Linked DNA regions of Homo sapiens: region 2 is linked to region 1. A link is a contact called in ENCODE Hi-C or POLR2A ChIA-PET data. All regions are on one chromosome and are shown on one strand. The core of a region is the stretch at or near the end of the contact, and the rest is flanking DNA. Distances in the headings are between cores, read along the strand shown.

What was found. A loop is a pair of places that touch in the nucleus more often than their neighbours do. ChIA-PET counts read pairs that join two places held with the same protein, here RNA polymerase II (POLR2A). Pooled maps may share reads with other maps.
Region 2: a loop to region 1 is called in a map with no recorded cell type, with 5 times the contacts of the local background. The contact joins the enhancer-like site here to the promoter of UBE2L6 in region 1. A Hi-C loop is called at or near these places in 2 of 168 maps with a recorded cell type or tissue (Caco-2 and endothelial cell of hepatic sinusoid), 2 of 37 single-sample maps with no recorded cell type and 8 of 50 pooled maps. POLR2A ChIA-PET finds 5 or more read pairs at or near these places in 9 of 52 experiments (B cell, Caco-2, H1 and 5 more).

The regions. Positions count from the first base shown.
Region 1 is chr11:57,566,298-57,568,997 of GRCh38, forward strand. UBE2L6 (ubiquitin conjugating enzyme E2 L6) reads right to left here and starts at 1,375. Exons shown (of 4, transcript NM_004223.5): 1 at 1,288-1,375. The coding sequence starts at 1,314. RefSeq lists an enhancer at 1-125 and a silencer at 1,379-1,738.
Region 2 is chr11:57,474,903-57,477,602 of GRCh38, forward strand. It overlaps RTN4RL2 (reticulon 4 receptor like 2), which reads left to right. Exons shown (of 3, transcript NM_178570.3): 3 at 1,260-2,632. The coding sequence ends at 2,009. Among named protein-coding and RNA genes, the nearest start is that of RTN4RL2, 16 kb to the left of the region's middle. RefSeq lists enhancers at 1,078-1,906, 1,124-1,273 and a silencer at 1,594-2,063. Within about 2 kb of position 1,274, at least 9 of the 41 ENCODE cell types and tissues checked have a DNase peak (open chromatin) inside an H3K27ac peak, as active enhancers do.

The DNA.
Region 1 (2,700 bases), core at 125-2,624:
CACCTGACTCAGAGGAACAGAAAATGAAAGTAGAAAGGCCATTAAGAGAGCCTGCAGGCTGGAGGCCTGTGGACCTGGTTTCATATTCCAGTCCCATTGCTCCTTACTGAAAGACTCTGGACAAGCAAGTTATTTCCTCTGTGCCTCAATTTCCTCATTTGTAAAATGCGGGTATATATTACTTATCTCACAGAACTGCTGTGCGAATTAGATGAAATAACCATGTAAACCGTTTGGCATGTAATGGTTCCAATGCAATAAATTCTGGCTCCCATCTCTCTTCCACTTGGCTGGAAAGACCCTCTGCCTCATTTTGCTGCCAACCTCCAGATTTAGTATCTAGGCCAAGCCTGCTCTGGGCATCCCAGTCTGAGGCCATTTTCTTCTCAGAGGCTGAGGGTAGCAGGCACCCTCTTCCTAGAGCCTGCCCCTCCACCCTGCAGACTGGAAGGGGCACTTCTGAAAGACTTGGGGTGCCAGACTCACTTCACCAGGATCACCTTCCTCCCTAATCCATCTCCAAACACCCTGGGTTTTCCCACCTTCTGGAGGAAACTGCCCCCTCCCCATCCTTCCAGATCTTATTTCAAATTGTGTCCCTGATAGGAACAAAATTCAACAAGGGCCGGATTTGTGTTCATCTCTGCCCGCCCCCCCCCCCCTCCTAGAACAGGGCCAGCACATGTAGGCATTCAACACTTGTAGAACTCACGAACGCAAGCCACCTACTCCAGGAGGCCTTCCAGGTCCACCTCCGCATCTTTTCCTCCAGAGAATACTCAGGGAACTTTGTCCCAAATTCTAATCAGCATTCCGTGTTTCTCAGGACTCTAGTAATACAGGCATCAAATTATGGGATGGGCTATGGGCTTATTCCAAGGCAAGGACTTCATCCTGGTCATCTGTGTTCATAACCCACCACCAGCAGTAGCAGAATGCCTGGCACCAAGATGCCAAGGACTTTTCCTGCACTGGAGATGCACCCAGTTGTTATCACAAGTTTCAGGCAGGAAAAGCGAAATTGAAACCAGTTTTGGGGGAGCCGGCTCATCTTCACCACGCGAACGGCTCAAGCAGAGGCCTCCAAACCCCCAAAACCCCAGCTCTGGCCACTCTTGCAGGCCAGTCCTCCTCTGAGTAGAGGGCGGGGAGGACAGGGATTCAGCCAGCCCTGGTGCCCAGACAAATAAATAAATGTGCTCGGAGAGCCGCGGAGGGGATGGAGGGAGGAGGGAATGCGGGAGGCGAGGGGAGCCAAGAGAAAGGGGTCATCCTATACGCGGTTACCTTCACCACTCGCATGCTCGCCATCATGTCGGGACCGAGTGTGTGGCACCCGTGGCCTCCAGCAGGACCGAGCTCCGACCCGCGACACAGCGCGCCCCGCCCCGCCCCGGGGACCCCACCCCCGGCAGCCCCGCCCACCCCTCCTCCAGCCGTCGCTGCGTGGGCCTCCCCGCACCCGCTCCGGCGAGGCCAGGAGGCCGTCGAAGGACGACCCGCCGGACAACCGCCCGATCCCCGCGCGGAAGGCTCGGACCCGGGACTCACGGTCTTTGTGCGGAGACGGGGGCGGGCCTCGGGGCGCACGGCTTTGCTGATCCCTGCCTCCCGCGGGGTGCGCCGTGCACCGGCGGCGAGCGCTCAGGGGCGCTGGGGGGCGCTCATACGGGTTCCAGTCTTCGCTCCGCCGGCGGCCGCACCGGGAGCTCTCCGGTCTTTGTCAGCCCCCTGCACGCCGCCCCAAATACACACTCGCCCTGAATAAATAAGGGATGCTCGCTGTACAGACGCAGCTCCGTGACAGTTCTCAGCGGCCTCCACTATCGGACTGCCGCCTTGAGCCCCTGCCCCAGCAAGCTGCCGGAGCCGCCGAGCCTGCCGCCTTCCCTCCATGGGCCCAGCGCTCCATCTCCGAAACTGCGTGGGGGATGGCGTAGACCTGTGCCCTCCGAGCACCGCTCCCCGGCAGTCGGGGATCCTTTGTGCTGCCCGGCGTTCGGCGCGGGCTGCAACGTTTCTCCCCGTGGCTTGGGGCAGAGCACCGCAAGGAGGCGCTGTTGGACCCTTTCTCTTTTGCTTTGGGGGTTCGGTCTACCATCATTCAGTCCTTTACTAGGTTTAGTATTTACTAAGTGCCTACTGTATGCTGGTTTGGGAAACAGTTGGTGGGGGAAGCCCCAAGAAGGACTCAGGAGCCTCCTTTCCAAGAGAGAGTCTGCTTCCCCTCCCTTACTTTACTACTGGTCCATTACAAGCTGTGGGCCTAATGTGTGCCCCCATGCACAGCTGGAGTCCCCAACCCTCTGTGCAAGGACAGAGTACTTGCAGCCCCTGAGCACCAAGCAGCATCTGGGGAAGATGAGACTTGTTGGGAGGGCCGATCCCCTCCTTCTCACCCTTCCCTACCCCCGTTTAGTCCAGACGAGAAAGGAAATCAGTATATTTTGAGCACCAGTTTGTGATCTCAGTACCTCACAGTTTTTTTGTTTCTTGTTTTTCTGACAGAGTTTCACTGTCGCCCTGACTGGAGTTCAGTGGCGATATCGGCTCACTGCAACCTCCGCCTCCCGGTTCAAGCTGTTCTCGTGCCTCAGCCTCCTGAGTAGCTGAGATTTACAGGCGCGCGCCACCACGACCGGCTCATTTTTGTATTTTTAGTAGAGTCAGGGTCTCGAGCTCCTGGTTTCAAGTAATCCA
Region 2 (2,700 bases), core at 24-2,523, 91 kb before region 1:
CAGGCAGGTGGGACAGCGCCTCTAAGGGGAGTAGTAATGCAATGTGGCTTCCTTCCTCTCCTCCCCTGCCGCCTCTGGGGGTGGAGCTGATGCCCCTCACCCCAATACCCAGCCTAGTAGCAGTACTTTGGTTCCCCCAGGGAGCTCCTCTTTTAAAGAAAAGGGACAGGACCCAATTGTTACTGAGCCCCTATTGTCATAGTAGCCACCATTTATTGATGGTTGACTATGCACCTGCCAGATACTGTACCCTTAACAGCATTTATCATCCAACCCTCCTTTAGCCTGCTGAGGGGGTTATACATAATAAGGAATATTGTACATACTGAGGAACCTGAGACTCCATGAGGTTAAAACTTGCCTAAAATAACACAGCTAGGGAAAAGGCAAGCTGGATTTTGAACTAGGGCTCTAAGTGCTGAGCCTGTGGGCTTCATAATTGGACCAAATCCCTGTGTGCTGGGCACGTGTCCAGCACTTCCCTCATATGATCTTTATGTGAACCATCCTCTGGAATCCTCAGAACAAACCCAGGAAGTAGGTATACTCATCCCCATTTTACAGATGAGGAAACAGGCACAGAGAGATGACTGGCTTGGCCAAGTTAAGAATAATGGCTAACAAACAAAAACAAAAACAAAAATTAAAAAAAAAAAAAGAATAATGGCTAACTCATGGAACTCATAGAACTCCACAAGGAAAGGTGTTCTAAGCACCTTCATACATGCTGCTTCATTTAATCTCTACATTATACAGATGAGGAAACTGAGTCACAGATATCCTGAGTGACTTGCCCACGGTGGCATCAGTTAATGACAGATCCAAGATTTGAAATCAGAAAGGCTGGCTCCCCAGTCTCCATACTTCACCAAACCAGAAGTTCTGAAACTCAAACTGTGGTCCTGCCAATGGCCACACTGGCTTCCCTGGGGAACCTGTAGACATGGGGATTCCCAGGCTCCACCCCAAACCTCCTGAATTAGAAACTCTGCCCCCCGCCCCACCCCGCTCAGAGATCCGCAGGGGATCCTAATACACCCGAAAGTTTAGGAACCACTGACCTCACCAATACCACTTTTTCCACAGCAAATAGGTTAGAGGAGGCAGAATCCAAATCCAGGATGCTATGAATCAAAAGGTCAACCCTTTCTCTTCTGCCACGGTGCACCCCCTTCCCTCCCCCGGCCAAGGCCCCAGCGGGGTCTGCACCCTACCTCAGGCCCATTCTCTTCTTCTGTGCCCCACTCCACCCCACCCAGGATGACTTGTTCGCGGACCTGGCCAACCTGAGCCACCTCTTCCTCCACGGGAACCGCCTGCGGCTGCTCACAGAGCACGTGTTTCGCGGCCTGGGCAGCCTGGACCGGCTGCTGCTGCACGGGAACCGGCTGCAGGGCGTGCACCGCGCGGCCTTCCGCGGCCTCAGCCGCCTCACCATCCTCTACCTGTTCAACAACAGCCTGGCCTCGCTGCCCGGCGAGGCGCTCGCCGACCTGCCCTCGCTCGAGTTCCTGCGGCTCAACGCTAACCCCTGGGCGTGCGACTGCCGCGCGCGGCCGCTCTGGGCCTGGTTCCAGCGCGCGCGCGTGTCCAGCTCCGACGTGACCTGCGCCACCCCCCCGGAGCGCCAGGGCCGAGACCTGCGCGCGCTCCGCGAGGCCGACTTCCAGGCGTGTCCGCCCGCGGCACCCACGCGGCCGGGCAGCCGCGCCCGCGGCAACAGCTCCTCCAACCACCTGTACGGGGTGGCCGAGGCCGGGGCGCCCCCAGCCGATCCCTCCACCCTCTACCGAGATCTGCCTGCCGAAGACTCGCGGGGGCGCCAGGGCGGGGACGCGCCTACTGAGGACGACTACTGGGGGGGCTACGGGGGTGAGGACCAGCGAGGGGAGCAGATGTGCCCCGGCGCTGCCTGCCAGGCGCCCCCGGACTCCCGAGGCCCTGCGCTCTCGGCCGGGCTCCCCAGCCCTCTGCTTTGCCTCCTGCTCCTGGTGCCCCACCACCTCTGACTGCGGTGCTGAGATCGAAGAGGCCAGTGTCCGATCCCCGCTTCCCGTCCACCCGGGGCTGCGGCTCCGGCCCCAGTCGCCCCACCTTCCCTGGCCTTGCTGCCTCCCTTTCCCCTCCCAGCTCCTCTCCTCCCCGGGGAGCAGGCCGCCTCTCCTTGCCTGCCCCCTGGGCTGTCCTGACTTGTGGCAGCCCCAAGAGGGCGTGTGTGGTGGCTCAGCCCTGCCCTCCCCAGTTCTGGCCATTAACTCTTCCCCATCCCAAGGCTGGGGTGGGGCCCCCCAGGCAGCCGCTGACCCGCACTCCTAAGGGCCCACAGCGGACACCAGAGGGGCTTTTGTCTGCAGAGCGTCTTCCACCAGCAGAGCCTTTGGAAGCTCCCCCAGGGAGCCCCACCCAGGACCCTTTGGGGGATGCCTCAGTCAGGGCCAGGCTGACCCTGACCCCTGCTTACCCTAGTCCCCTCAACCTCCTGACACTGGAGGAATACTTTTCTCCTAAGTCTACCCTGGACACTTTTTAGGGCACCTGGAGAGAACTTTCCTCTCCACTGTGGCCCCTGCGTGGTGAAGATCAAAAGAAGTTGTTTGGGAAAAAAAATTTATTAAAAAATTCTATTATTTTATCTACTGTAAGATTTGTTGACTTGGGACCCCGAAAGCGGGATGAGGTCTCAGAATGTAAGGATTGCAG